Linked DNA regions of Mus musculus: all the other regions are linked to region 1. The links are chromatin loops, found by intact Hi-C in ENCODE. Cell type or tissue: heart. All regions are shown on one strand. Each heading gives the region's core, and the rest is flanking DNA. Links, peaks and the distances in the headings are about the cores only. Region 1 has its middle 310 kb from the start of Kcnq5. Region 2 has its middle 27 kb from the start of Gm32947. Region 3 overlaps Kcnq5 (potassium voltage-gated channel, subfamily Q, member 5). Region 4 has its middle 110 kb from the start of Kcnq5.

Evidence for each region. Peaks named below come from ENCODE experiments on the same cell type or tissue, not always from the same donor. Only the 100,000 strongest peaks of a DNase experiment are listed, where the experiment ranks them.
Region 2: a loop joins it to region 1, with 7 times the contacts of the local background. A loop is called at or near these places in 7 of 42 quality-filtered maps.
Region 3: it touches region 1 in a loop (9-fold over the local background); 37 of 42 quality-filtered maps call a loop at or near these places.
Region 4: it touches region 1 in a loop (2.3-fold over the local background); 4 of 42 quality-filtered maps call a loop at or near these places.

Annotation. Positions count from the first base shown.
Region 1 is chr1:22,265,940-22,273,933 of GRCm38, forward strand. No RefSeq gene overlaps it. Among named protein-coding and RNA genes, the nearest start is that of Kcnq5, 310 kb to the left of the region's middle. In heart, for the core only: a CTCF peak has its summit at 3,233 (motif pointing left); no DNase peak of the experiment used is centred there.
Region 2 is chr1:21,162,454-21,170,447 of GRCm38, forward strand. It overlaps a transcript of Tmem14a not described here. Among named protein-coding and RNA genes, the nearest start is that of Gm32947, 27 kb to the right of the region's middle. In heart, for the core only: CTCF peaks have their summits at 3,901 (motif pointing right) and 4,100; a DNase peak (open chromatin) is centred at 4,018; H3K4me3 peaks cover 1,152 bases; H3K27ac peaks cover 536 bases; H3K27me3 peaks cover 779 bases.
Region 3 is chr1:21,407,629-21,415,622 of GRCm38, forward strand. All of the region lies in intron 11 of Kcnq5 (potassium voltage-gated channel, subfamily Q, member 5), which reads right to left. Among named protein-coding and RNA genes, the nearest start is that of Khdc1b, 28 kb to the left of the region's middle. In heart, for the core only: a CTCF peak has its summit at 3,769 (motif pointing right); no DNase peak of the experiment used is centred there; H3K27ac peaks cover 348 bases.
Region 4 is chr1:22,066,762-22,074,755 of GRCm38, forward strand. No RefSeq gene overlaps it. Among named protein-coding and RNA genes, the nearest start is that of Kcnq5, 110 kb to the left of the region's middle. In heart, for the core only: no CTCF peak of the experiment used is centred there; a DNase peak (open chromatin) is centred at 3,460.

The DNA.
Region 1 (7,994 bases), core at 1,123-6,122:
TGTCCAGCACTGTGCTGGCCACTTTCAAAAGCTAAAATAAACATAATCCTTGATGTCAAGAAAATTATTTGGCCAGCAAAAACAATAGGCGTGAACAAAAATAATAGGCATTCCCCAAATAATAACAATAGAATGTGATAATAAAAGTCGTGGGTGCCATCCCAGGGAGCAGAGAGGAAGAACTCCATCCAGGAGCAGTCAAGACAAGTTTACAGATGTGCAGTGAACCACAACAACAACAACAACAACAACAACAAAAAGTAAGATTCTTGAATCTTCCACATACATTCCCCTAGTGGAAAAGATGGCAAGGCAGCCTTTCTTCTGGTCCTTAATGAACAAAGCAAGCAGAGGGCAGGAAACTTCTGAGTATCACCTACTCACTGCACTTTCACATTTGCTTGCAGGAAGACTAGAAAGACTTCTGTGACCAACTAAGGAAGGCAACGGTTCCTTGTGGGGCTCACGTGTTCTTGCTCATGGTTTATAAGCCCCATTTATTGATCCAGAGAAGGCAACAACTTTCTGGACTAGGAACTGACAACCAGATGAGATCTGAGGGAGAAGAGAGTCGCGATCCCTTCTTGTAACGATCATTTGCCTTTGCTCTGGTCACTAAAAGTGTGTCTTGCATGCGGTATTAGGCTTTAAGCTTCACCAATCAACCAAGAATCCACAGTCCCAGTCGTTCATTCCTGATGCAGTTTCCTTGGCAACCATGGCCCTGCCAGAAAGCTCACCAACCCACAGTGAGACTGTGTGAAGCCCAGCAGCTCTGTCAGGAACTCTCAGCTTTTAAATAATAGGAGACCACACTGAGATACTTTCTTGCTCAAACGCCAACCTGGATGCCATCATTCTGTATTTGTGGTGCGCCTTTCATCTGGGCAGTTCAAAGCAGGACTGGGTCGGACCTTATGGAGATGAACGTTATAGTTAGTCACACGTTCTGGAAAGGAACCAGAAACGAGGTGTGAGGGAAATCAAAGGACTCTGTAGCCGAGTGCTGACTTCGCCCCTTCCTTTCTTTTGCTTTCTCCCTTCCTTTTATGTCTTCCTAATGTTCGTCCCCATTTCCTTTACTCCTATTATATATTTCTTAAGTGATATCCCTGGCACTCCCTTGCAGTCAATCTTTACAGTTGCCTCTAGAAAGACCAAACTCGAAGGCTGGACTTGAGATCGCCCACTCTGTAGGTTCCTCCATTGACTTTGCTGTCACCTGAGCTAAACATGACTAGTGTCCATGTCAGATGCTGCTACTGCAGGTTTCATTCAGATCATCTGAGTCACTCTTTTCTTTCCTTGCCTCAATTGATGATCTTGGAGGGAGTCCCTAAAGAGCCCTCAATATCAGAGAAGACAAGAAGAGTCCCTGTACAAAAATTAAAACGTTCCAACAAAATCACTTAGGGCAGAGTTCTCCCAAGATTAGTGTCCAGATACCTCCCCAGGGATGACATTATAAGACGCCTTTGATTCAGTTTTGGATGGAATCTGAGGTTCCACATCTCCAACAAGCTCTCAAGTCACACTGCTCCTAGTGGTTGGGTTAGAAGACCAGCCTTTGAGGAAGGAAGGGCTCTGGCTCTGTGTCTGCATCTATACTGTTCCTCTGTGGGCTGTTAGGATGAGAGTGGGAAACACAGGTCCCGTTCTTATACCGTTTTGTATAATCAAGAATGCTTCATGTATTCCTTTGAGACATGCAAGGTAGTCAGTATTATTGTCTGTGTTTTCTGTTCAATATCAGAAAATAGTGAGATTTCACAACCAGTTGTTTATACCCGTCACAAAAAGATTAATTTAGGAGTTGAGAGATACTAGCGTCTTATAGAGGACCTTTAAGTGCCACATCAGATGGCTCATGATCACTTGTCATTCCAACTCCGGTGTATCTCATGCCCTCTTCTGGCCTCTTGGGCACTCACGTGCATGTCACCAAACACAGACATGCATGTATATAGGTAATGTTAAAATGAATAATACATTTTTAAAAAAGAAAAACCCAACTTGAACGTTTTGTTGTTATTGTAAAAAGTATAAATTGTTGCAGTGGCTGTTAAAACGCATCTAGCAAGTTGTTTCAAGGACTCACAGAAAGGTTTTCAGAGACATTTTGAAGGTCTTGTTGTTGTTATTTCTTGGCTTCTTTTTGCTTTTTTGTTTTTGTTCATTTGTTGATGGGAAGCTCCCAGATTCATAGTTAATGGAACTTTACTGATTCAGTGGCTATGGTCTGGCTTCTCTCCAGACTGACTTAGTTACTCGTGGTAATGAGACTGGGAAGATACCAGACGCGAATCGGCTTCCACCTGAACCTGAATGGAAATGACCTCATTTACCTGAACCACAGGCATGCCGGGAACGTGAGAATGTACCTGTGTTTGCAACTCTTTGTAATAGTTAATATCCTTAGAAGAGGTCTTGCCACACCCAAACTCCAATGACAGCCTCAGGGATCTAGGGTAGAAGGGCAAAGGAATGTGGTGACAGAGACTGCCACCTTCCAAAGGCCACCTGGAGCTTCAGAAACTAGGAAGGTTATGAAAAGATTCTTCCTATATTCTAAGGCTACTCAATCCCTCTGAGTTACCATGGCTTTGTGTTTCTGACCTCTCGGGGCTTACACACAACTCTTGTTATTTTATGTCACCCACTTTGTGGTAATTTGTTGTGGTAGACCTAGGAGCCTTCACAATTTCCCAACGTTTAACATAGTCTAGCTTTGTATGTTTCCCCCCCCCCCCCCCCCCGGCTCTTCAAGCTTCCAGATGTTTAACCCAGCCTGGCTTTGAATGTTTTCCCGTGTGCCTCAGAGCTCCCGATGCCTAGCTTCTGTTGTCTGGTCTGGGCACTTAGGGGTTGCTTGTAACGTGATCCTGAGCATCAACCAACTCCGTATTGAGTAAGTGATTCTCCGGCCAGACTCATTAAGGAAAATCACACGAACTTACTGCAATTTGAAAGCTTTAAGAGTAAAACTCCGTATTACAAAAGAAGGCATCGTACGTAATTCTTTAATGAGAAAGAATGATAAGGATGTGGACATTTTTGAAATTTTAAGACAGTTAAAGTTCCAAAGCAGATGTGTTTATGTAATGGTAAAGACAGTTTCCGAGGTTTGGCCTCAAACTTTCAAGTTTGGTCCATTCTGCTGTAATTGCTCTTGAGATTTTTATGGCAATGGTACTGTGAAGGGTATCCAAGCTGCATGAAGCGCTGCTGCCATCTTGTGGCTGAAATGCCCCACTACATTTGTTTTCTACTTGGGCAAGACAGAGTTCAGAGTGGAAGTCAGGTTTTAATATTGAACTTGTGTCCTTCAGCTGGTGTGGCAGAGTATGACAGCACATGCTCTCTTTTCTTTTTTATTCGACAAGGGAGGAGAACAATATAATACAGCTGCCAATAATCGGTGGCAATTCACAAATACCACTCTCTCCGAAGATGAGAGCACACTGGGAATTTCAATTTGAGTTGTAGTCCCTGCTCAATCTGTGTGTGCGTGGTCTTCAACACGCGGGGTTCTGGAGAGGAAAGATGAGGAGGTCACAGTTTTAAGAGGCCAGCTACTACCCACTCTGTATTTGAGGTTTCTTCTATGTTTTTCTGCCGTGAGGCCATCTACCCACACTCTGGAGAGTCTTTTGTTTGTTTAATTTTCTGTCATCTAGCATTTTGATTGCCTAGTTTTCTAGGAAAAGGAATTTTAAAAACCTCTGAGTCATGTTTGATATACAGTTGCCATATATTAAAATTATTGTTCTTCGGCACCAGCTTCCTTTTTCCCTTAGTAGATATTCCTGAGTGATACACACCAGCATCTCCACTCCCTAAACCATAATCAAATTGCCAAACACACTAATGCTCAGAATCATGACCTGAGGTCTTAAGAGTGGATGTTCTAGGACCTACCTCTACCATCACCACTACAAATGTGTGAGGAGAACACCTCATAACTCTTTAAGATATTATTTGAAAGCCTCACTCCAAGAATGTCTCAAGAACATAAATGAAGCCCTAAAACATTGTTCTCAGGTATGAAATTGGTAATTTTAATCAAATGTAAGAGTTATAAATGGCTAGGGAAATGAATTTGGCTTTATTTCAATGCAGTTTTGAGCAGCTAGTCCCTCAGAGTGAAGGCAGAACTCAGGTTGATTGGTTTGTTTAATATATGTGTTCATTTGTTTCTCTCTTCCTTGTTAGTATGTTTATTGTTTATTATTAATACTACATTTAATGGTTGTTTTGTTCATTGATGTGACAAAATAGTCAGAAGCAACGTGAGACAGAGTGGTCCTTAGGTGGTGAAGGCAGGAATGTGAAGCCAGCTTCATTGCACCCATGGCCAGGAAGCAGGGATGATGGCCAGTATTCTGCTCAGTGTTTCATGCTTGACTCACTCTGGGTCTCCAGCCAATGGAATGGAGCTGTTAATCCAACAGACGTGAGGAGAAAGACCACTGATGCGATTCATGGCCAAACTAATTAAGGCGAGCTTTGTTTTTTTTTTTTTTTTTTTTTTTTGTTTTGTTTTGTTTTGTTTTAATTTTATTTTATTTTTATTAGGTATTTTTCTCGTTTACATTTTCAATGCTATCCCAAAAGTCCGCCATACCCCCCCCCCCAATCCACTACCCACCCACTCCCCCGTTTTGGCCCTGGGGTTCCCCTGTACTGGGGCATATACAGTTTGCAAGTCCAATGGGCCTCTCTTTGCAGTGATGGCCAACTAGGCCATCTTTTGATACATATGCAGCTAGAGTCAAGAGCTCCAGGGTACTGGTTAGTTCATAATGTTGTTCCACCTATAGGGTTGCAGTTCCCTTTAGCTCCTTGGGTAATTTCTCTAGCTCCTCCATTGGGGGCCGTGTGACCCATCCAATAGCTGACTGTGATCATCCACTTCTGTGTTTGCTAGGCCCCGGCATAGTCTCACAAGAGACGGCTATATCTGGGTCCTTTCAGCAAAATCTTGCTAGTGTATGCAATGGTGTCAGCGTTTGGGAGCTGATTATGGGATGGATCCCTGCATATGGCAATCACTAGATGGTCCATCCTTTCGTCACAGCTCCAAATTTTGTCTCTGTAACTCCTTCAATGGGTGTTTAGTTCCCATTTCTAAGAAGGGGCAAAGTGTCCACACTTTGGTCTTCATTCTTCATGAATTTCATGTGTTTAGCAAGTTGTATCTTATATCTTGGGTATCCTCAGTTTCTGGGCTAATATCCACTTATCAGTGAGTACATATTGTGCGAGTTCCTTTGTGTTTGGGTTACCTCACTCAGGATGATGCCCTCCAGGTCCATCCATTTGCCTAGGAATTTCATAAATTCATTTTTTAATAGCTGAGTAGTACTCCATTGTGTAAATGTACCACATTTTCTGTATCCATTCCTCTGTTGAGGGGCATCTGGGTTGTTGTTTTGCTGTGGCACTAACTTTGGGGGAACCTAAAAGTCACATACTGGTGACTCCAAGGTTTCCTTCAACCTGGTAGTAATTAGTGTTCATCTGCTCAGCTTTGCTGAGTGTTAGCCAGCACAAAGGAAACTTGTACTTTGAGCTACTAGACACTTTGGCTCTTATTTCCATTCGCAGTTACCTGCCTCCTGCTAAAGAAATATTGAACACCATGTTAAAGATAGGAAACCCTCAGATTTTTTTTTTAAGAGGTTAGAAGCAACACTGCATGACCATGCCCCGCCACCTGCTTCTTTACCCTGGTATTTGAAACCTAGTGACCTCATTTCCATTTTCAGTGTTCCACTGACCTCTTTCCTGTTGTTAGCACAGACTGTGTTCTGATGCGAGGTTTGGCCCTGTGATATGGTTCTCATCGGATATTTTATTTGGTTAGGAGAGCCTTCTTGTATGACTGCGCTTCTGTCTGACCTCAGGCATAATCATGGGTTCATTGAAGTCCTGGTTATAAAAGCTTTTCTTTTCCCTTATATATATATATATGATTATTTGGTGATTTACTAACCTAAAGCACTCAAAAGATTTGGGTGAACAAATAAAGTATGAATGGAAAGTACCCTTCTCCAATTCCTCATGGACTTCTGTTAGGGCCAAGGTCCAGTGCCTAGGGATAGGAGGGAGGTCACTAGAGGCCAAGAGGTTGAAGAGATTGTGGGAAGTCACAAGCAGATAAGACATTATTTATTTGTGGTAAGGAACACCACACAGACCAACAACCTCTGGCAGACTCAAGATATGTACTAGCACATGTAGGCCAAAGACAGGCAAGCATAGAATACAAACAAACCAGCACACAGGTTATAGGCATGCAGTTCTACAGAAGTCAAAAGCACCCAGTACAAGGAATGATCCTGACCTCAAAGCCAGATTTATATGACACTCACACATTTAGGTCACAAATAGTTAGATAACAAATTACTTCACTGTTTACTTTGGGGTTCTCTGGACATTCGGTGTCAGCCATTTTTGTCCTGAGTCTAAGGCCCCAACTCCAGTATTCAGAATCTGCGATCTTGGACCATGCTGTCTAAACATTGCAGGTTATCATGGCCCTCTGTTCCTTATGATTTCTTTAATCTCTCAATGGCTTCATCATCATTTTCAAGAATAAATCAAACACATGTGGCTCAATGATCAAGATTGTGCAATTACAAATGAGACAGAACACAAGAACCTATCTAGGTGATGGGTTTAATCCATAGCTGGCTAGATGGTCCTCACTGTCATATATGCAGTCCACTGTTAACAAAAATACTGTTATGTGGCTCATAATTATATTTTGAAACTTGGAGAGTGAAGGAGCATGACCCAATAAAATGGCTTTGGGTTTATATGATTAGTAGTTTTCTAACTCTGATATGAGGAGCTGGACCACTGGATCAGGTGCTGTAGGTTTGGTTTGGAGCTTAGACTTCTTAGACAGATAGAGACAGTAAAGATAACATAGACCCAGAGCAAAACAAACCAGAAACATGCCAGAAACACGGGGAGTGGACAAAGTAACAGAATGGTCCAGATGTGTCTCCTTCTACTTTGTACCCATCTCAATAGTTATACACGGAAGATGCTGATGAAGAGGGCCTGGCTGACAAACCCTTTTACTTTGTGTTATGTTGGCAGTCGGGGTCAAGCCCACTCCAAGTATCTCTTGTGCAAGGACAAGGCTCTCTTGATAGGCAATAGGGGCCAAAGTACAGAGTCCCTGAAGCAGGGCTGTGGGACCTGCTTGTTCTAGACATCGTGGTGATAGTAGGGACTTCGGTTTGATTCAGCATGGAGATTTCAGAACAAAATTCAGTTTTACTCAATGTTAGAGAACAACAACCATTAGGCAAAGCCTATCTCAGAGGAGGAAATTCATATTCGTAGTCAAAGCTGCTTAAAAAATTGGACGTAGTTTTGGGCAGTTAGGAAGAATTGTAGAGAATATTTCAACAAAATATTGGGAAATATGAACCAGGTGAAGATATGGGGAGGGTTGCCAAAGTTAGCAAGAGAAAACACGTGATTCTCAGTTGCATTTTAATTTCAGATAAGCAAGTAATTTTTAAAAGCCTTCACATAACTTTAATCATGTGCTGTTTATTTGACTCATATTTAATTGGAAATCATGAGTTTGATCTGGAAACCCTAAATTGGAGAAGTCAGTGAGCAAGGGGTGAGGGCTGGATGCAGGGGGAGAAAGGCCACTTCTGAAGAGTTTGGAGATGAGGGGACGAGAGGGATAAACTGGAATTCTCTTCCGAGCGGAGACCTGACCCACTGGCCTAGAGTTCTCATGCTCACACTCCCCTGGCTATCTATGTATGAGATTGCCCACACTGGAGTAACTGACAGATAATTAGCTAGAATCAGAAACAAATACATATGACATGTATTTGAAACACAACCAAAAAAAGTTTTAAAACCTGAAGACCTCCCCATACTGTGAAATTAGTATAACCTGAATAAGGTCAACTCATGAGAACATTACACATACACTAATATTTACTACATGTCATTAC
Region 2 (7,994 bases), core at 1,752-6,751, 1.1 Mb before region 1:
CAACATAAAGTGCTCAGGAACCCAGAACCAAGCTGTCCTTGGCTGGAGATGGCACCTTAGAATGCTCGGAGGGGTGGTTGAGTGGCTTTGTGGGTGGAGGAGAACCACCTGGATCAGCTATATGTCAGGAACACATGACAGTAAGCAGCCCCCAATACTGACCCACCAGGAATCCGCATGAAAAGTCTAGGCTACCCGCCTTCCGGGACTGAGGCTAGAGAGTGGAGGTCCAACATGCGATCAGCAGCAGGAACCGAGAGGACCAGAGGCATCTCAGAGCTGCAGGATTACCTGATTGGATTTGGCACGATTCTGGAGCCGTCTGGTTGAAAGGGCGGATGGACAGACCTGGAGGGTCAAGAGGGCTGTTCCTCAAAGCCGTCTAGGCCACTCTAACCCTCCCTCCAGTAGCTCCTCCTACCTTTCAGCTGGGTATTTGGTCCTTCTCAATCCCCAGGCTCTGAGCGACTTCTGGGGTTCCCAGGCAAAGAAAGGGAGCAGAGGGAGCCGGTTTCTGTAAGAGGGTTTCCGGATTAGCCTCCAGCGCGCCCCGCTGTGGCTGGGCTCCTTCCTTGCCCTCTGGAAAGAAATGAGCTGAACTGGTCAGCGAGAGAGCTGGGGAGATTTATGAATATCATTCAGAGGTAAATACTTTGTGAACTTGCTTGCTAGTTTGATGTCAGCTTGCCACAAGCTTGGGTTGTTTGGGAAGAGGAACTCTCCATTGAGAAGATGCTTCCATAAGATTGGGCTGTAGGCAAGGCTGTAGGGCATTTTCTTAAGTTGTGATTGATTTGTGAGGCCATCCCTGGGCTGGTTGTCCTGGGTGCTCTAAGAAAGCAGGCTGAGCAAGCCATGGAGAGCAAACCAGCAAGCAGCATCCCTCCATGGCTTCTGCATCAGCTCCTGTCTCTAGGTTTCTGTCACGACTTCACTCAGTAATAGACTGAGCTCTGAAATACTGACAGAAAGAACAAAAACTTTAAATCACCTTAAGTTGGAGTGATCCCTGACTCGGCTGTCAGAAGTGAAGCCAGCACTACCAGACCGGGAGGATTCAGTGGAAAGTTCTAGAAAGAGAAAAGCAGTGTGGAGAAGGACCAAGATTGGGTTGTCTGAGCCACAGATGTGGTCAAGTGTTCATTGGGGTAAGTAGAGTTCAGACACTTGTTCCTGCAGGGTATGTGGGCTTCAGTGTCCAGGAAGAGGGCAGTTGGCACTTAGTACCTGTCTGTATGCCTGATTGGACACTACGTTTACTACTTCACACAATGAGTCTTAAAAAGGCATTGATGTAGAGTCTGAGATAGGTATGTTAGTATTAGCGGCACAGGAAGATACCATTGTGTCCACTTCCTGAGACATGTGAAGGAAGTTCTTCTCATCCCACATAGGGCTCTGATTACAGACCAAAGAATGGATTCTACCAAAGTTTAACTTGGTAAGCCAGTGAGTTTGGGGGGGGGTGTCACTTACGGGAATAGGAATGCCTTAGAGGCAGCTGTATCACCCCCATGTCACTGTTCATAAAAGGCCCATTTTGGGGGAGCTCTCTGTGACTTGCAGGCAACTCAACCTGCTGGAGACTGTTCTCTTTTCAGAGGAGACTCTTGTGATTTATATAACCTTGAGGAGGGAGGAATCTTCATGAATGTGCTAAGTTTCACTGATTTCCAGAGGATTGTGAGTTCCTTACCGAGTGGTCTTGAGCCTCTCTTTAGAGCACTGGTTCACAACCTTCCTCCCTGGTTCTCAACCTTCTGAATTTTGCAGCCCTTTTATACAGTTCGTCATGCTGTGGTGACTCCCAACCATACACTTATTTTAATTGCTACTTCATAACTATAGTTTTGCTACTGTTTGAATCATAATATAACTATCTGACATGAAGGATATCTGACTTATGACCTCTGTGAAAGGCTCATTTGACCGCAAGGGGGGTCTCAATCCAATAGGTTGAGAACCATTGCTTTAGAATGTCCTGAGTTTGTTTCAATTCAGAGGATACTGTTCTACTACACTGAATGTTAAATAAAGATGAGGGTAGGGTATTAAAGTCATTCACTATTATTTTATCAGGACATATGTGACTTCTTGTGGTCTTTAATATTTGCTGATGAAATTAGGGCTGCAATGTTTGGTGGATATATATTTATGCTTGTAATATCTTCTCAATAAGTTTGATCCTCTTATTAATAATGTAATATCTCTTTATCTCTTCTAACTTTGACTTGAAGTATACTTATTGGACATCAGAGCAGCCATGCCCACTTGATTTTGGCTTCCATTCACTTGACAGATTGGCAGGTGTCTTTATGCCTGAGGTGTGCTTTTTGGAGACAAAAGACATTTGGATCAAGTGTCGTAAATCCAGTTAACCAGCCTGCATGTCTTTGGTGAGCCAAAGTCATTACATTTATGATTATTCTGGAGAGGTATAATTTTATTGGTCAGATTGTTTCTTCCTTTTTCCCTTTCCCTTTTTTCCCTTTCCCTTTCCCTTTTTTCCCTTTCCCTTTCCCTTTCCCTTTCCCTTTCCCTTTCCCTTTCCCTTTCCCTTTCCCTTTCCCCTTTCCTTTCCTTTCCTTTCCTTTCCTTTCCTTTCCTTTCCTTTCCTTTCCTTTCCTTTCCTTTCCTTTCCTGTGTTAGAGCTCTGCTAGTGTACCATATACGGCACAACAGGGCTCACATGGATTCTCCTCACCCGCTCACTCTTCCCATTAATTCATTCTCGCCTATGCTCATGTGATGAAAACAGTCTTTCTCTTCTGCGTGTAGCATTCCTGCAACTATTTTCTGTAGTGCCAGCGTGGTGGTCATGAACCACCTTAGTTTGCCCCTGGTTATCTGTTTGTAAAATAGGTTTACTGGCTATTTCAACTGGGAGGTTGAAAGTTGAGCCTCAGGGAGGTCCTCTCCCTATATTTGCATGTGTGCAATCCCCATAGCATACAGAGGGTTCTTAAAGTGGTTTAGACAGCATGAGTCCAATTGAAACATACTGTACTTGTTTCCATGGTCTAAGTTTTTAGTGGCAAGGCAAAAAAGATCTTGGAGCCAGCTAGCCTGAGACAGATTCTCTTAGAAGGAAAATTACTTTCCCAGAGTGAAAGCTATGTATTCAGATCCTAATGATGAGACAGTGAGGAATTAGAAGAAAGCTCTACATTTGATTTTGAGTAGGGAAGAAGTTCTGTGAGTCTGAGGAGAGAGAGAAGGCTGGGGTGAGGGTAAACAAGCAGGAGGTAAGGAGGAGGGCCAGGAGAACTTGAAGTTCAGGATACAAATGCCTCCATATCCCTATGTCTTGCTGCCAGTGTTCCTGCAACCTTTCCAGGGTTTGATTAATTCCTGAGGAGCAGGAGAGAGAGAGACACACACAGAGACAGAGACAGAGACAGAGACAGAGAGACAGAGAGAGAATAGGTTCAGCAAAGGAGTGTCACAAGATTTAATGTACATATTAGGTTCCTTCCTCTGTTGAGGGGAGGTTCGTTTATTCCACACTCCACAGAATCTTGGATAACTGGACTTCCTCAATACCAGAACTACTGCTGTATAACAGAGGGCAGAGAGTAAACCCTCTTTTCAGGCAAGACTGGAGTGGCGTGAGATTACCGCAAGGCACACTTTCAAGTCATTTTAAGGCTCTTATTTGGGAGGGAGGGGTGGCGGGGGGAGACTGATTCTCCTGGACTTGGAAGACTCCAAATGCTTTCCAACGCTGGAGCTCTGTGTCATTCCTCCCGGACATCTAAGCTTGGCTATCCTGGTTTCACCGAGTTTTATAAAAGCAGATCATGATCTGCCTAGATAATGAGCTGTAAGGGCTCTGGAGCTTTGAAACCAGATCAACTTGGACTCTTGACTTTTGATACTGCACATGCTGCAAGTGTCAGCCAGCCCGGGAGGGGGCAGCAAAATCCAGCCTGGATTTAGGAGCAGCTCTCTAGGCGGGTGAGCAGTAAGTTCCTGGGAAGGGCTCGATAAAGTGACCGCACATGCGCGCTGTGGGCCTGGCCTGGCCCCTGTCCCGGGATAGAAAGGGTGAATCGCACCGCGGGGGTGCGGCTGCGTTGAGATTGCTTCCGGAATGAGGTACTGAGCTTGCGTGTCGCTCTTTCTGCCCCCTCCACTGTTTCTCTCTTTAGCCACAGTTGAGGCTCAGGACAGCAGGTGTTATATATATTCATTCCCACAGTGCTGACTTCCCTGCCCTAGGCTGTCTTGCTAAGGTGCAGAAATAAAAGGGACTTTGCTGTCCCTCCCTACCCAATGGCCTTCTAGTGCTGGAATCTTGGTGAAGGTTGCAGAGTGAGCTCATGAATTCCAATGTCTCAGAATCTTGCAGATGTAGCTGGGAAATGTCTTCATGTCCAGGGACCTCAAGGGATCATAATAGTTAAAGCTATTATGCTGAGGCATGTGAAAATGCACATGCTAAGTTAGAGCGGTTAAAGGCTGTGCCTAGTTTTCACATTCATACATAGTTGTACCTGTTTGAAGCCAGAAGTCCCCTCCCCTGCCTTAGGCTAGGACACAGGATCAGATCGGGACACTCCCCTTTTCTCCCAGGGCACTGGGCAGATGTTAAGTATCATTAATGCACTGGTAAAAATCAGTAATACGTGTTAACAATAACTCCTTCAGGTTCTTGCTGGAGGCACACCTTCTCTTGTTCGTGCTCCTGGGAATAAGCAAAGTCCTAGATGTCTCTTGCTGCCCTGGCTGCCTTACCCAAAAGCACGGTGCCTTTATCTCATTACTCTCATTTTGAACTCTCTCCAAATGCCTTGAGGAGACTGCACTAACATTGTAGCAACCATTTTCACCGAAGCCAGAGCGGAAGCACCTCCCGTTTGTGACCCAGCAGAAGCTATGGCTGGGGGCCTTTATTTGCATACGAGGCTTGCTGTGTTGTACAAACACCCCTCTTACATATAAACGTGTCGTTCAGTGCTCTTGGTGATTTATCTGGGAGATATACTCATGTGCCGTGCCCGCTCGTTTTTGAAATATTAGGCTCAGCAAAAGGCTTCTCCTTGAGCGGTGCTTTATTTTTTATAAACAATTTTTTATTAGATATTTTCTTCATTTACATTTCAAATGCTATCGCCAAAGTCCACTATGCCCTCCCCCAGCCCTGCGCCCCAACCCACCCACTCCTGCTTCCTGGCCCTGGCATTCCCCTGTACTGGGGCATATGAGCTTCTCAAGAACAAGGGCCTCTACTCCCATTGATGGCCGACTAGGCTGTCCTCTGCTATATATGCAGCTAGAGACACAGCTCTGGGGGGAGGGGTACTGGTTAGTTCAGATTGTTGATCCTCCTATAGGGTTGCAGACCCCTTTAGCTCCTTGGGTACTTTCTCTAGCTCCTTTTGGGGGCTCTGTGTTCCATCCAATAGATGACTGTGAGCATCCACTTCTGTATTTGCCAGGCACTTGCATAGCTTCACAAGAGAGAGCTATATCAGGGTCCTGTCAGCAAAATCTTTCTGGCATATGCAATAGTGTCTGGGTTTGGAGGCTGATTATGGGATGGATCCCTGGGTGGGCAGTCTCTGGATGGTCCATCCTTTTGTCTCAGCTCTAAACTTTGTCTCTGTAACTCCTTCCATAGGTATTTTGTTCCCCCTTCTAAGAAGGAACAAAATATCCACACTTTGGTCTTCCTTCTTCTTGAGTTTCATGTGTTTTGCAAATTGGATCTTGGGTATCCTAAGTTTCTGGCCTAATATCCACTTATCAGTGAGTGCATATCATGTGGGTTCTTTTGTGATTGGGTTACCTCACTAAGGATGATATCCTCCAGATGCATCCATTTGCCTAAGATTTCATGAATTCATTGTTTTTTAATTGCTGAGTAGTACTCCATTGTGTAAATGTACCACATTTTCTGTATCCATTCCTCTGTTGAGGGACATCTGGATTCTTTCCAGCTTATGGCTATTATAAATAAGGCTGCTGTGAACATAGTGGAGGATGTGTCCTTATTACAAGTTGGAACATCTTCTAGGTATATGCCCAGGAGAGGTATTGCTGGACCTACTATGTCCAATTTTCTGAGGAACCGCCAAACTGATTTCCAGAGTGGTTGTACCAGTTTGCAATCCCACCAACAATGGAGCAGTGTTCCTCTTTCTCCACATCCTCGCCAGCATCTGCTGTCACCTGAATTTTTTATCTTAGCCATTCTGACTGGTGTGAAGTGGAACCTCAGGGTTGTTTTGATTTGCATTTCCTTGATGATTAAGAATGTTGAACATTTTTTCAGGTGCTTCTCAGCCATTCGGTATTTCTCAGTTGAGAATTCTTTGTTTAGCTCTGTACCGCATTTTTTTAATAGAGTTATTTGATTTTCTGGAGTCCATCTTCTTGAGTCTTTTATATATATATGACTTTAGTCCCCTATCTGATTTAGGATTGGTAAAGATCCTTTCCCAATCTGTTGGTGACCATTTTGTCTTATTGACAGTGTCTTTTGCCTTACAGAAGCTTTGCAATTTTATGAGGTCCCATTTGGTGTTCTGTTCAGGAATTTTTCCCCTGTGCCCATATCTTTGAGGCTTTCCCCCACTTTCTCCACTATAAATTTCAGTGACTCTGGTTTTATGTGGAGTTCCTTGATCCACGTAGACTTGAGCTTTGTACAGGGAGATAAGAATGGATCAATTCCCATTCTTCTACATGATAACCGCTAGTTGAGCCAGCACCATTTGTTGAAAATGCTGTCTTTTTTTCCACTGGATGGTTTTAGTTCCCATGTCAGAGATCAAGTGACTGTAGGTGTGTGGGTTCATTTCTGGGTCTTCAATTCTATTCCATTAATCTACTTGTCTGTAGCTGTACCAGTAGCATGCAGTTTTTATCACAATTGCTCAGTAATACAGCTTGAGGTCAGGCATGGTGATTCCACCAGAGGTTCTTTTATCGAGAAGAGTTCTTGCTATCCTAGGTTTTTTGTTAATCCAGATGAATTTGCAGATTGTTCTTTCTAATTCGTTGAAGAATTGAGTTGGAATTTTGATGGGGATTGCATTGAATCTGTAGATTGTTTTCAGCAAGATAGCCATTTTTACTATATTTATCCTGCCAATCCATGAGCTTGGGAGATCTTCCCATCTTCTGAGATCTTCTTTGATTTCTTTCTTCAGAGACTTAAAGTTCTTATCATACAGATCTTTCACTTCCTTAGTTAGAGTCACACCAAGGTATTTTATATTATTTGTGACTACTGTGAAGGGTGTTGCTTCCCTAATTTCTTTCTCAGCCTGTTTATCCTTTGTGTATAGAAAGGACATTGATTTGTTTGAGTTAATTTTATATCCAGCTACTTCACTTTCACTTTCTTAGTTAGAGTCACACCAAGGTATTTTATATTATTTGTGACTATTGTGAAGGGTGTTGTTTCCCTAATTTCTTTCTCAGCCTGTTTATCCTTTGTGTATAGAAAGGACATTGATTTGTTTGAGTTAATTTTATATCCAGCTACTTCACTGAAGCTGTTCATCAGGTTTAGGGGTTCTCTGGTGGAATTTTTAGAATCACCTATATATACTATTATATCATCTGCAAATAGTGATATTTTGACTTCTTCCTTTCCAATTTGCATCCCCTTGATCTCCTTTTGTTTTCTAATTGCTCTGGCTAGGACTTCGAGTACTATATTGAATAGGTAGAGAGAAAGTGGGCAGCCTTGTCTAGTCCCCGATTTTAGTGGGATTGCTTCCAGCTTCTCTCCATTTACTTTGATGTTGGCTACTGGTTTGCTGTATATTGCTTTTATTATGTTTAGGTATGGGCCATGATTTCCTGTCTCTCCAAGATTTTTATCATGAATGGGTGTTGGATTTTGTCAAATGCTTTCTCAGCATCTAACGAGATGATCATATGGTTTTTGTCTTTGAGTTTTTTTTATATGGTGGATTACATTGATGGATTTCTGTATATTAAACCATCCCTGCATCCCTGGAATGAAGCCTACCTGGTCA
Region 3 (7,994 bases), core at 1,537-6,536, 860 kb before region 1:
AAAGTGGAAAGATTAGAGTTTAGAGAGAAACTATCTATTACCTATCTGATGTGATAGGTTAGCTGACTGAATCCAAGTTGTTTAGTAGTTTAAAAAACCCCCAACTCTATCTTCTAATTGTATCTTTAACCTCAAATTATTTATATCCTAATTACTGTTGAATCACTCATCCACAACATCCTAGCTCTTTACCATATTTTTCAACATCAATATTCTTATTCAGAAAAGGGATTCTGTGTTTGTTTCTTCTTTTCCTCCTCCTCTTCCTCCTCCTCCTCCTCCTCTTCCTCCTCTTTCTTCCTCCTCCTCCTCTTCCTCCTCCTTCTTCCTCCTCCTCTGCTTCCTCCTTTTATCTTTTTCTTTTTAAATTTTATTTATTTATTTATTTGTCTTTTCATAACATAGCTTCTCTGTAAAAGCTCTGGGTGCCCTGGAACTCAGTTTGAAAACCAGGCTGGTCTTGAACTCACAGAGATCAGCATGCCTTCAGCCTCCAGAATGCTGGGATTAAAGGCACATGCTCTATCAGACTCAGTAATCTGTTTGTTTGTTTGTTTGTTTGTTTTCTTAAAACCGCTTAGGCAAGATTTTTCAGTAAAAAGTAAAGAAAGTCTGGCGCTGGGGAACCTTGGTTTTGAAGGTCTAGATGCCGAGTATGTATTCACATACAAACTGAGGCACAGCTGGGGCTCCAGGTTCAGTGAGAGATCCTGCCTCAAAAAACCAATCCATAGAGGAAGCCATCAAATGTCAATCTCTGACCTCCACCCGCACATATCCCTCTATGTAGCCACTCACATGAACATGTATACACACACGTGTGTGCATAGTGCATTCACGATGCCTTAGCTTCAACAGGACTGGAAGAGATGGTCTTTTCTGCTTTATACATATTTTGTGAAGCAGAAATACAAAGATCTTAGACTGTCTTCCTCGCCTCCCCCACATAAGCAACCATTACACAGCAAAGCAGGATCCCACTCAGGTCTTCCTGGCTCCTGCTTTAGACCTTAACCTCCCATGCTGACAGTGATGATCACTGCGGTGTTCCAAACTGAGTCTGCATCTCCATTGCAGTGACCTGGATGGGAGCATTCAGTATGATCCCCTGGATGCTCAGCTGGGTGGTAAGGGTACAAGGTTGAACAAGACATAGACAGCTCTTGCCCTCTTCGATGGCTCTCTAATAGTCCCACCTTTCTGGATGTCTCACAAGGCGCTAAGCAGTTTATCTGCACCACACCACTTCGAAACTAACAATTCCCCACCTTGCTCTTGGAGTCAGGGGAGAGCTAGAGTTGGAGTAACCCAGTCCAAGGTCATTCACCTGTTAAGTGGTAAGTTTTTGTGGATGCCAAGGCTCATGGTCTAGCAATCCAGAGAGCTCCCTCACAGGGAGGATTGGAGGCAAGAAGCTTCATAACTATAACGCAGCTTGTCCAGGCTAGTCATGTGATCTCTAACACTCGCACAAGTGAATCTACAGCAACATCCACAACTTCATCCATCGTCATCTCAAAAGATTCCTTCTTTCCCTAACCCTACTGATTGCAATATTTTCCTTTTGAACAAATGCAGGGGTTGCCCGCTTATTTATATCTCCATTTTAGTATACACACAATATTCTTGATGTGGTCTGACATTTTACTTTTTACTTTGAAATATATTATCTCCCAGAGAGCAGAGATTAGGCCATTTTCTGGTTACCTAGGGGATCAAATGAAGTTCAAGGCTTAATAATTTAAACCATAGGAAGAAACGAGATTGTTGAAAATTAAGGAATTAACTTTTTTTTTTTTTTTTTTTTTTTTTTTTTTTTTGGGGGTCCCTGGTAACCCTGCCTGTCCTGGAACTCACTCTGTAGAGCATGCTGATCTTGAACTCACAGAGATCTGCCTACCTTTGCCTCCTGAGTGCTGGGATTAAAGGCATGTGCCACCATATCTACCTTGAGGGAAACGTCTTAAGAAAAGCTATTCAATTATGAATTTGAGAGGTCTTTCAATTATTCATTGACTTGCCTTTCCAAGACCATTGTATTTAAGATACAAAGAAGATGACTTTTATCTGTCAGAATAAGAGAAGGAAGAGAGATCTGGGGTTTGTGAAGTCCTGGGTTGGTGGGTAGAGGGTGAAAGCTGATTTTGTGTCTTGGGCTAGCCTGCAAATTCTGTCTTAATTGTCTCTACATAGGTGGGTGTAAATACAGAGAAACTTAAAAACCCAGATAAAGGGCAAGACGTAATTCGAGGTGAAAGGGTAGCAGGTGAAAGTCGTGTGTCCTGCAGGTCCTATGGTTTCTGGAGAAAACAGACAAACAAATGCAGCTATGACCCAGTGACCCCAAATTTGCACCAAATGAACTTTGGGTAAGAGTTTTGACTTAGCTGTTGTTTCCCATCCCTGCTTTAGATAAGAACTATGAGGGGTGGCCAAGAAACCAGGAATAAATGAAAGTCTATGAAATGGGTTGTCAAAGAGGTCAAAGACTTTGGGGGCCTCTTCCTTGTTTACCAAAAGAAGTGGTGATAGTTTGTGCATTATCTAGGGGTGGGGGAAATGTTTGGGGACATTGCCCCAGGTTAAAATTAGAGCCTTTAAAATATATTTAATAATTAGGGTGATGATAATATTAGACTGTACTTCTTAATACACTCGGAGAGAGGTGTATAATTACTTTGCAGATAAGGACCCGTAGTACAAAGAGAGGCCAAGTCGCTTGGCCCATACTTAAAGAACTATCAAGCATGGGATAGGAATGAGTCAGCTTGACTCCAGAGTTAAGCCCTTAATTATTATTATTTTTTTTATTATGTATTTTCCTCAATTACATTTCCAATGCTATCCCAAAAGTCCCCCCCCCCACTCCCCTACCCACCCATTCCCATTTTTTTGGCCCCGGGGTTCCCCTGTACTGGGGCATATAAAGTTTGCCTGTCCAATGGGCCTCTCTTTCCAGTGATGGCCGACTAGGCCATCTTTTGATACATATGCAGCTAGAGTCAAGAGCTCAGGGGTGCTGGTTAATTCATAATGTTGCACCTACAGGGTTGCAGATCTCTTTAGCTCCTTGGATACTTTCTCTAGCTCCTCCATTGGGGGCCCTGTGATCCATCCAATAGTTGACTGTGAACATCCACTACTGTGTTTGCTAGGCCCCGGCCTAGTCTCACAACAGACAGCTATATCACGGTCCTTGCAACAAACGCTTGCTAGTGTATGCAATGGTGTCATCGTTTGGAGGCTAATTATGGATGGATCCCTGGATATGGCAGTCTCTAGATGGTCCATCCTTTTGTCTCAGCTCCAAACTTTGTCTCTGTAACTCCTTCCATGGGTGATTGTTTCCAATTCTAAGAAGGGGCAAAGTGTCCACACTTTGGTGTTCGTTCTTCTTCAGTTTCATGTGTTTTGCAAGTACAATTTGCAAAGCCCTTAATTATTATACTCTCCTACTGTCTTAATACTTTGGTACTTTGACGTACTAGGGCCTTTTTCACTCACATAACAGGTGCAATAAACCATTGCCAAGTGAATGGCCTATTCTTAATGGCAATTCCTGGCTGGCCTTTGGGGGACAAAGAAAAGGCTGAGAAGTCAGTTATACTTAGTGGAGACTCTTCTTCACACGAACGAGTTGTATCACAGGGCTAATTAATGCAACAGACGATTCCTCAGGTCAGTGTCCTTGGATGCTGTTGGTAATCAAGAGGCGTGGAAAAAACGATCCTGTTGAACAAAACAGATGTACTCCACTAACACCACTAGAGGGTGCTGAAGATTCACCACAGACTCTGAATTGGCACCTCCTCCAGAAACTGGAGAAGCCTGCTCACACATTTTCTGAGAACTAAGGAACTACAGCAAAGTTAAACTCTGGGTAGAATATGTCTATAAATACACACAAACACATGTGTGCTTCTGAGGAGCTAAGGAAATGTAGGTGCATTTGTTGTGTTGCCACAAGTTATAAAATCTCACAAGAGTCTCCTTCCAGTAGCTCTAAATCAGGGTGAAGACATGAATATGCAGCGAGAAGAATCCTGAGAAAACAGAAGCAGCAGTGACTATTGCTGCCACCAACAGATGGATGGTCCGGCCAGCCGCCAAACCGTGCGTGGGGCAGAGAGGGCCCAACTGACTGTGAACTGAAGAGGCGTTTGATTGACTGTGAAGAGAGCACTATTACCCAAGCTTGGCTGCTCTTCGGAATCACCCAGGGAGCTTGGGCTCTGACTCTAATTCTGATTTAATTGGTCTGGGATACGACCCAGAGATTTTTGAATCTTTCTCCTCTTATTTTGAGACAGAATTTCACCATGTTGCCCATGCTGGATTTAAATTCTGAGACTCAAGTGGTCTGAGTACCTGGAAATACAGGCTGTGTAGCTGCCACACGAGACTAGGCATCAATACATACATATGCGTGCGCGCGCGCGCACACACACACACACACACACACACACACACACACACACTTTACTTTGTAGTGCTGTGGATTAAATCCAGGGATTTATGAATACCAGGAAAGTGCTTTTTAGAGCTACACTCCAAGCCGCAGAGATTTAATGACAACCTTGGTCTTGTTTGCCTGCTGTTGTGATAAACACCTGCTTGGATAGGAAATGGATAATTTCACCTTCTAGTCCACCACTGAAGGAAGCCAGTGTAAGACACAAGCCCCTTCAGCCACAGCACTTTCGGACTAGTAAGGCAGCTGGCAAGCAGACAGAAGGCAGCTGGGAGCACAGGTCAATATGAGAGTGCAGAGATGGAGAGTGTTCAGCTAGGCTGGAGGAAATAGTAGCACATGGTTTCTGGAGGTAACAGCCTGTCACAGGGATCCTGTATGTCCACCTCTAAGGCATCTGATCATATATTCCACTGTCTCTAAAATACATGTGCGGTTCCTCTCTGGACATTCTTCCTACTTTGTCTTGGATTCTTGAGGTCCTATGCTCAGCTCTTTTGTATGTCACAGCCTTTCTTCTGAGTTCAGAAAACTCCATTTTCTGATGTTTCAGTTGCCGTGAGAAATGCAGCCTCTAATAACTTTAAAATCAAGGATCCAGGGTGGTGGCGGCATATGCTTGTAGGCAAGCAGATCTCTGTGAGTTCAAGGTCATCCTGATCTACAATGTTCCAGGATAGCAAGGCCTACACAATGAAACCCTGTCTCGATAATAAAATAAATACAAAGAAAGAAAGAAGTCACAAGGACCCCATCCTGGCTTGGTGATGCTTATTCTTGAGTGATAGAGACACTGGATTGACAACCCAAGCCTACCCCAAATTTTCAATTTTTAGACCTTAACTCAAGTTTGGTAGTATTCATGGAGCACACCGAATAGGCAACCAGGTCAACATGATTTGGTAATTTTTGCTCCTCTTGTAAGCATATGTGTTGTTATTCATTATGGTATTTAGTGATATTGTTTTTTTGTTAATATATAAACATAATCAACAATATATACTTTTATTTGTAGGCTAAGTATTTGTTTTTTTTGAAGATCCTGTAAAACAAATTATAGAAACACTCACCTCCGACTCCTCAACTCTTCTTTCATCTCGGGCTGGGGGACTAGTTACTAGGGAAGGCTCAGAGACCTTAGATGGCCTGACTCAGTCTGTCTGCCTTTCTCTTTCTTTTTAGCTTTTGAAAAATATATTTAATGTATGTAAACATTTTCCCAGAATGTATGCATGTGTACTTAGTGTATGCCTGGGGCCTGTGGGAGGTTAGAAGAGGGCACCAGTCCCTCTGGAAGTGGAGTTATGGATAGTTATGAGCCACCATGTAGCTGCTGCATACTGAACATAAGTCTGCAAAAAAAAGGGCTCTTAACCACCAAGTAATCTCTCAAGCCCCACTTTTTAGTAGAGATATACAAACTGGCTTCACTTGTATATAGTCTGTTTAGTGTTCTCAGTAGAGGTTGTAAGCAGGTTGTGGTGGTTCAAATATGCTTGGCCCATGGGAAGTGGCACTATAGGGAGGTGTGGCCTTGTTAGAGGATGTGTGTCACTGTGGGATTGGGGCTTTGAGTTCTCATATAAGTGTGCAAGTCTGGCCAGAGGATCCAGAGTTTCCTTCTGGCTGACTACAGAAGACAGTCTCCTCCTGGCTGCCTGTGGATCAGGATGTAGAACTCTCCACTCCTCCAGCACCATGTCTGCCTGCACACTGCCATTCTTTCTGCGATGATGATAATGGACCAAACCTTTGAAACTGTAAGCTAGGCCTAATTAATATTTGCCTCTCAGTGGAAGAGGATGCACCTAGCCCTGCAGAGACTTGATGTGGCAAGGTAGAGGGAATACATAGGAGCTATTCTCAGAGGAGAAGGGATGGGGAATGGAGGAAGGAATTGTACTGGGGGGGGGTTAATGATGAAGATATAAAATGAATAAATAAATTAAAGGAATGAAAGAATTGCCTTAGTCATGGTGTCTCTTAAAAGCAATGAAAACTTAACTAATGCACAGGTATACCAGTTGGCTGGTTTAGAACATGTTTCCATTTCTGTCAAAAGAGTCTGTCCACCTCCTCCTCCTCCTCCTCCTCCTCCTCCTCCTCCTCCTCCTCCTCCTCTTTTTTTTTGGGGGGGGGGAGGTATCTTTGTGTATCTCTTGACATCCTGGAACTCACTATGTAGACCAGGTTAGCCTTGAGCTCATAGAGATCTGCCTACCTCTACCTCCTGGGCACTGGGATTAAAGGCAAGTGCCACCATGCCTGGCCTAAATTATTATTGTTCTCTAGCTGAGAGTTTACAGAGGATGCTCTGAAGGCTTGGTGAATTTTCTTAAGAAAGGTAGTAAAACTCAAGAAAAATCTTGTAGATCTAATAGTTAACTTGCCTTACAAGGTCTGCTTAACCTTGGTATGGTATCTAAATATGGGGACTTTGTCTTTCTGCATAAACTTTAAAACGTGAAAAGACTAAGTAAAAATGTGCTCACACACTCTATTATCCTTAAATCACTTTGTTCCAGCAACAAAAAGAGGCTCAGTTTAAATTATAACCAAATAAAATGTTAAAAAAAATCTCTGCATGTTATCACACTGTGCCTCCATTAGGAACAGTAGTTTAATTCGTCCTCAATAAAAATTTGGCCACAAGTAATTATCTTCAAAACAAAACCAAAGAATATCCTAGGGAATACATTAGCTGATTTTAAAAACATGTGCTAAATGATCCTTACAACATTCTTCTGGCAGCGCCCTTTACTGTAGAATGGCTGTCAAGAATGTCTTAATAGAGACTGGGAAACAATGAACCACTACCTCTGTTAAAATAACGGAGAAAAGAAAACATCAGCAAGATTAACAGCTCATGATGATTAAACAGCTTGTAGACTTACAAACAACATCAACAAGCACAAAGACAAGTAGAGCCTTTTCTCGGTGGAGTATTTGTATCTGAAATACAGTGAGACTTCAGAAGGACCCACAGTCTAGATTGCATTAGAGGAAGGGGCATGTGTGTCTCTTTGCACAGGTCGAGCAGAAAGAAGACTAGAAGACTGTCATGCAATCTAGGGTGACAGTGGGGTCTGATTTGCATATCCACTTTAGAAAGTTTGACAGGCCATCACTGGCTCTTTGGTGGCTGATCAGATGTGAGCTATTTAGAGGAGCTGAGTCTTCCCTAGTCACAAAGAATTTCTTGACACCCTTGTTCATATTAGAGCCAGAGATTCCAATATTGTGTTTTAAGAAGTGCTCTGCCTGCTATCTGACTTCAAACCCTTTCCTCTACACTGACATTCCCCCCTCCGGGGTCTTAACACCGATGGACACTTTCCAAGGACCTTCTTCCTCATCTTTCTGAGCTCATAGCAGCATTTAGTGCATTTGACTTCTGTCTTCTGCTCAAGCTAGTTCCCCCACGTCATCTTCCGCTACACCTCCATCTGTCTTTCAGTATCTGCCTGTCCACTTGGAGCTTTTCCCTTTTATTCTTTGAGGCCCCCTGAATGATTTCAAGCAT
Region 4 (7,994 bases), core at 1,068-6,067, 200 kb before region 1:
CACTAACCCCAGGTTCGATAGAGGGCTAATATCTAAAATATATAAAGAACTCAAGAAGCTAACCAACATAAAAACCAAGCAACCCAATCAAAAAATGGGGTATAGAACTAAACTGAGATTTCACAACAGAGGAATTTTGAATGGCTGAGAAACTCCTAAAGAAATGTTTAAAGTCCTTAGTGATCAGAGAAATGCAAATCAAAACAACCCTGAGATTCCACCCTACACTAATCAGAATGGTTAAGATCAAAACCTCAGGTGACAACAGTTGTTGGTTAGGATGTGGAGAAAGAGGAACACTCCTCCATTGCTGGTGAGATTGCAAACTGGTACAACCACTCTAGAAATCAGTCTGGAGGTTCCTCAGAAAAATGGAAATAGGTCTACCTGAAGATCCAGCAATACCACTCTTGCCAATATACCCAAAAGATGCCCTACTATGCCACAGAGGCACATGTTGCACTGTGTTCATAATGGCCTTTTTTGTTATAGCCAGAAGCTGGTAACAACCCAGATTTCCTATGACAGAAGAATGACTATAGAAAAACGTGGTTCATTTACACAATGGAATACTACTCAGCTATTAAGGACGAGGACATTCTGAGTTTTACAGGCAAATGGATGGAACTAGAAAATAGCATCCTGAGTGAGGTAACTCAGACCCAAAGAACATGCATGATAGTACTCACTAAAGTGAATAATACCCAAAATACAGTCCACAGAACTCAAAAAGATCAACAAACTGAAGGGCTCAAGTGAGGATGCCTTAGTCCCACTTGGGAAGAAGAAGAAACCAATCACAATTGGGAAGGGAGGGAGGGGCCTGGGAGGGAAAATGGACAGGGGTGGGGGGTAGGGGGGAGAGGGGAACCTGATCTGGTATTGGGTGAGGGAAAAGGCTGACGCCCTAAAGATCAGCAGAAAAAATGGAAATAGGCAACCTCGGGAGGTAGGAGGTTGAGCGGAGCCTCCAGAATGCACCAGAGACCTCGGAGGTGAGAGACTCCAAGGTCTCAAATGGAGGGACCTTAGATGGTATGTTTGACAGTAGGGAGAGGGAACTTATCTTCAGCAGGAAGTCAGGGCATCAAGTGAGGGATAGGGTTGCTATCCCACAGTCCAAAATCTCACCCATAATTGTTCCTGTCTGAAAGAACTGCAGGGATGAAAATGGAGAGGAGCCCAAGGAAAAGAAGGTCCAGCAAAGGCCCAAAGTGGGATCCAGCTCAAGGGGAGGCTCCAAGGCCTGAAACTATTACTGAGGCTATGGAGCACTCACAAAAGGGACCCAGCATGACCATACTCTGGAAGATCCAACAAGCAGTTGAATGAATCAGATGCTGATATTTGCACCCAACCAATGGACAGAAGCAGCTGACCCCTGTGGTTGGATTGGGAAAAAGCTGAAAGAAGCTGAGGAGGAAGGCGACCCTGTAGTAGGACCAGCAGTCTCAATTAATCTGGACCCCTGAGATCTCTCAAACACTGGACCACCAAACAGGCAGCGTACACTAGCTGATAATGGGGCCCCCAACACATATACAGCAGAGGACTGCCCGGTCTGTGTTCATTCAGAGATGATGCACCTAACCTTCAAAAGATTGAAGGCCCCAGGGAGTTTAGAGGTCAGGTCTGGTGGGAGACAGCGGGTGCGGAGGAGGTATGGGATGTGGAACAGTCGGGAGGGTAGACAGGGAGGGGAATAAAATATGGAGTGTAAAATTAAATACATACATACATACATACATACATACATACATACTCAGCAGATTTTATGGATTTTGTCTCCAAAGATATTTTTTTTCCTTTGAGCATGTGCAGTAACTTCATTTGAATAGAGATTTATTTTTCTTTTCTTTTTTTTATATTTTTTTATTACGGATTTTCCTCAATTACATTTCCAATGCTATCCCAAAAGTTCCCCATACCCTCCCCCCTACTCCCCTACCCACCCAGTCCCACTTTTTGGCCCTGGCATTCCCCTGTACTGGGGCATATAAAGTTTGCGTGTCCAATGGGCCTCTCTTTCCAGTGATGGCTGACTAGGCCATCTTTTGATACATATGCAGCTAGAGTCAAGAGCTCCGGGGTACTGGTTAGTTCATAATGTTGTTGCACCTACAGGGTTGCAGATCTCTGAGGAGCTAGAGAAAGTATCCAAGGAGAATAGAGACTTTTTAATACATTTCAGTATGACAAATGCCAAAATAAATTACACAGGAGGTGGAGATGTTTTTAAGTAATTTTGATCACAGTATGTGAATTCTTCTGGGAGAGAGTTTAGTTATCATTTTTGTGATGATAACCAGTCAGTAGCTAAACATATCTTGGAGTATTGCTCCTGTCTTAATTAGTTTTCTATTGCTGTGGTTAAACACCATGACCGTGGCAACTTATGAAAAAAACCAAAACAACAACAACAAAAAAACCCAACTAATTTGGGGCTTACAGTTGCAGACTGTTAGAGCCCATAATGTCAAAACAAAGGCAGGGCTGCAAGAGCAGCTGTGAGCTTACATCTCCATCTGTAAATGAGAGACAGAGAGAGAGAGAGAGAGAGAGAGAGAGAGAGAGAGAGAGAGAGAGAGAGAGAGAGAGAGAGAGAGTCGGGGCGGGGGAGAGGGAGAGGGAGAGGGAGAGGGAGAGCTCACTAGGAATGTCATGGGCTTTAGAAATCTCAAAGCTCATCTTCAGTGACACAACTCTTCCCACAAGGATTCACTGCTTAATCCTTCCCAAACAGTCCCACCAAATGAGTACCAAGGGTTCAAGCACATGAGCCTAGGGGAGGCATTTCCATTCAAGCAACCATGGCTTTTAAATTTGTATTCTAACTTGGGGAGAACCTTAACTTACCAATATTGCAATTCTACCTACATGATACTATTGGTCATTTCCAAAGTCTGACTCTTAGGTTTCCAACAGCTCCTCGCTGTGCTCTCAGAACACACTTTGCTTTAGTTCAGCATTGGTTCTTTATTTCCAGGCTTTTGTGTATGTAGTCTATGCCTATTGCCATGGGGATATTTAATGACAATCACTGCTTTCTGTCATTTCAGTCAGCTCCACAGATAGTATTATATCAGGCTTATTCTGGCTTTAAAGCCGATGAAAAGGGAAGAAAGAAATGTACTTAATAAAGTAATTTTTCCACTCAATTTGCTTTTGCTTCTCTCTATCTGTCTCAAATTTAGCCTTTGTTTCAACGATGAAAAAAACATCATTGGCTGTCACATGCATGGTTGATTTTAAATGTATGCCTGCATCCTTCCTCACAAACGAAACCCTGGGGGCAGCAAACCACACTTACTGTAAAAAATGCCTCCTCTGTCACCATCAGGTACACCCATGGTCTTGGCCTTAGCCTTCTTATCGTAAACAAGTAGCTGCTGGCGGGTGATCATAAATGCAACTAATCTCTCTGCTTCTATTTTCCACCCATCCTGCCAAAGAGCTAGACACCACTCCATTTATTTCCTTCTTTGTCCTTGGCTCTATTTGTCCTTCCTCTTGTGTGCTGTATCCACTTTCCCTGTATCCCCTTTGAAACAGCTCTGATCCCGTACTGCTGCTCAGCAGTGAGTCATGGAAAGAACTTGCCTCCTCACTCTTGATTCTTCCAGCCATATCCTGTTCTCGGGCTGCCTTTCAGCTGCCCTTGTGTAACAACGTGCCGTTCCTTCCTCTCCTTCAATCTTGTTTCTTCTGTTTAGAATTTCCACCTTTGGATTGCCAGCCCCTATTTCACATTTTACTTCTAAATATGTCTGTTGTTTATTTAAAGTTATAATTTGACTATCCCTTCAATAGGGACATTGAATGTTGAAAAGTTTCATTTCCATTCCCTAGAATGTTAGTTCTAAATTTTCCTAATGCTGTGACCCTTTAATACAGTTCCTCATGTTCTGTTGACCCCAAACATAAAATTATTGGTTGCTACTTCATAACTATAATTTTTCTACTGTTATGAATCATAATGTAAATATCAGATACACAGAATATCTGATATTTGACCCCTGTGAAAGGGTTGTTTGACCCCCAAGGGGTCAGGACCTACAGGCTGAGAACCACTACCCTGCAACAATCTTGTTATTTTGACAGATTTCGGGGATATAGGTGTTTCCTATGGGTTAGATTTCATTTTTGAGCAAGATAAAATTAATGTCATAGGACCATGATTTAGGTCCAATTCAACTGTAGTACTGGTTAGAGACTGTAGCATATAGACCAAGTCTAGCCAAACACTTCTTTTTGTAAATGATGCGTTATTGGAACATAGCCATACCCATTTCTTGCTTCAAAGGAAGAGTAGAAGCTATTAGGAACTCTATGGGTTACAAGGTATAAAGTGTTTGGTAGCAGACTTCTTTAAAATGTTTGCTTACTGGCAGCCTACCCAATACACTAAACATGGCAAATTTCCATGCCATTTCCTGAGGTAATGTTTACGGGATGTTCAGTGACTGGACTCTTTTCTTCAACTGTATGAAAACTTTATATTGAGGAATAAGAAAGACCATATTATTTTCAGAGAGAGCTTCTAGGCATTTGTGTATAAGTAGTCTGGTATATACAAAGGTAATGCTGGCTTAAATTCTAGGAAAAATAATAAAATGTTTAGCGTAAGTGTGTTTGTAACATGGGACATTCCATACTTCTGTTTGCCACATCTGGAACCCCAAGCTTAATACCATTGAAGGGGAGAAAGACTGAAGAGAAGCCTAAGAAGTAACATCTGTAAGGCAGTTAGCAGGACTGGAGTGAGTCAGCATCTGAGTGTATTGGGTGAGATGATATTCCACAGGCTTCCCATTTATAGTTAGCTTTTGAATCAATAGTATAAGGCTCCACTCTACACGCTCAGGTGTTTGCTGCACAGATGGCCTGCTTTCCAGCCTAGGAATCCATGCTGTTTATTAGCAGTTTGGATTTTTAATTGCATGTTGGGCTGCAGGAGGAAGAGCACTTTCTGATGCAAGATGGAAGCGAATCACGCAGCAGGACATTGCAGGTTTGATTTAGTCACAGGAGGAGGGCAGAGAATAAAAAGTTTACAAATGAATGATGGGGAAATTGGCAAAAGCCATTTGTGGTAATATTGCCCTATCTATAAGGAGCAGCATTAAGAATTTAATTGTAATTAGAAAGCACTGGGTGATGCTGGTGGTTAAAAGAAAGCAAGATTTTGCAAGCAGAGAAATAAACTGTAGCGCTTCTCCATTACACACAGACTCTTGCTTAGGTGTATCTTAAATATTTCATGAACCCCTGGAAGGCTACTTCACCAATGTGCATTTTACTTTTCTATTTTGATTGCATATAAGGATGTGTGTCTGTGTGTCTCTCTCTGTTCATTAGCACACATGTTCCACTTGAAATCATTACTAAATCTGGATGGCTTTAAGTCAGTAAATTCATGCTGTGTTTGTTAGAACCTCATCTAAAGAAAACAAAATTAGAATATTCAAAATATCCTTTGTGCTTCTGAAACTCTATGCCTCTGACATTCTTATGCATTTTAAATTGGCTGGTGAGAACTCAGACCCATGGCAATTAAATGCATCCTATTAAAGAATATAGTGAGAGAACTATATTAATAAAAATTCCTGTTCTTATTCTTTTCCCCACATTTTATAGTAGCAATATTGAAATTATCAGATATAAAAGTATACACAATTTGGTAACTACAGCAGGCAACAACATAAGTTGAAGCTGGATTCTGTCAAGTTTTTACAGATCCAATTAAGTTAAATGGAACACTGGCTTAATAGTCTAGATTTTGTCTACTTCTAGCATATTTGTGAAATATTTGTATGTCTGATACTATGTTTCTTCAAAAAGATTTTAATTTTCTGATGACTTATAAATCTTTCAGAGAAAAATTTAGTTGACAATAATTGCTCTACTATAGGATGCCTGGTTTGGTAGTAGATGTCATAGAAGGAAATTCTGTTTCTGTGGCCTTTGTAATGTGGCAATACAGAAAAAAGTTACACATGAAGTTGAGACGTTAAAGATCTCATTCTTAAACTCTTATTAACCACAAAATGTACCTGGCTACATTGTAAGATGAGACCAGATGCTTTAGACGATTATATCATACTCCTTGTCTTAAACAAATTTGAAAATACTTGAGAAAAACAGAAGAACATGAAACACTGATTATAAGTGAATATTTTGTTGATTTAAATAGGACAAACTTCAAATTAAGTTTAGCTTCTTTTGTCTCCAACATCACTGTCTCTGTGTGTCCCAAAGGCACTGCTCTTTATAACCCTTCACTCACTCGAGGCTTCTGTTTTTAAGTCTTTGTAGTCTGTAATTCTGACTTTTATGTGAAGGTGAGCTTTAATCAGTCGGTTGCTCTATTGAGTTGATGATTGAACAAACTGTAGCTATCTTAGCTCGCCATCGGGATCCTGTCCCAGTGGCATTACATCTGTTGTTCCTGAAATGCTCTTGGTGCCTCTAAATCTCCGTCCTCAGCCAGATTTGCTGCTGCCTCCCACATTCGATGGTCACCGGGTGAAGACACGGAATCAGCCAGAGCAGGATTGACAGAGTGCTCACAAAAAGGGACCTGTCATGAATACCCTCCGAAAGACCCAACAAGCAGCTAAAGAACCAGATGCAGATATCTGTACCCAACCAAAGGACAGAAGCAGCTGACTGACCCCTGTTGTTGAATTAGTCACGGCTGAAAGAAGCTGAGGAGAAGGGCAATCCTGTAGGAGAATCAACAGTCTCAATTAATCTGAACCCCTCCCCCAAGATCAATCAATCATTGGACCACCAAACAGGCAGCGTACACTAGTTGATATGAGGCCCCCAACACACATACAGTAGAGGACTTCCAGGTCTGTGATCATCCAGAGATGATGGCACCTAACCCTCAAGAGACTGGAACTCCCAAGGAGTTTAGAGGTCAGGTGAGGTAGGGGGTGGGGACATCCACGTGGCAACAGGGGTAGAGAGGAGGTATGGGATATGAAGCAGTCAGAGGGTGGATGTGTGTGTGGGGAAAATAAAATATGGAGTGTAAAATAAATAAATTAATTAATAAAATAATAATAATAATAATTAATAATAATAAAGTTTATCAGGAGATGATTTAAAAGCAATGCAGACATGATACACCTTCTGAGACACAGCATCCTTAATAACTACCAGAAACATCTCTGGAAGAGACACTCTTAAACACACTGAGTTTAACCAGGATCACATCTGTGACCTGGGCTTTGGGAGTGTTCATTGGAATCTGAGAAAGAGGAAGTTGAAAGGAAGGTATACAGCATGTCTGGATGTTGCTGTTCCTGCAAACAGGGTTACTAAAACAAAAACTCCAGGGCTAAAAGTCAGATACCTTCTTATGAATTATCCTCAGGCAGGCTCTCAAGGCTCCCAAAATACACACAAGCTCTTTGTTTTTTAACATTCACTACATCAGTGTCCTTTCATGGGACCATTTCTATGATAATCTTCAAGAAGCTAAATAATCATTTTGCTTTAGAATTCTTTTCAGCGAGTGTACTGGCTGGTTTTGTGTATCATCTTCACACAAGATAGAATCACCAGAGAGAAAGGATCCTCAGGTGAGGAAATGCTTCCATGAGATCCAGCTGTAAGGCATTTTCTCAACTAGTGATCAACTAGGGAGAGCCAAGCCATTGTAGGTGATGGCATTCCTGGACTAATGCCCTTGAGTGCTATAATAAAGCAGGCTGAGCAAACCATGGGAAGCAATACCGTAAACAGCAGCATCCCTCCTGATAACATCAGCATTAGCTCCTATCCCAGGATCCTGTGCTCCTTGAGTTCAAGTCCTGACTTCCTTCAATAATGAACACCAATATGGAAATATAAGTTTTTAGTCATGATGTTTCATTGCAACAATAGAAACTCTAACTAAGACATCAATGTTAAGTCTACCTTCTAAATTTGGAATATAGCTTCTTTTAAGCTGTATAATTTAAGGGCCACTCTTTTGTCAATAA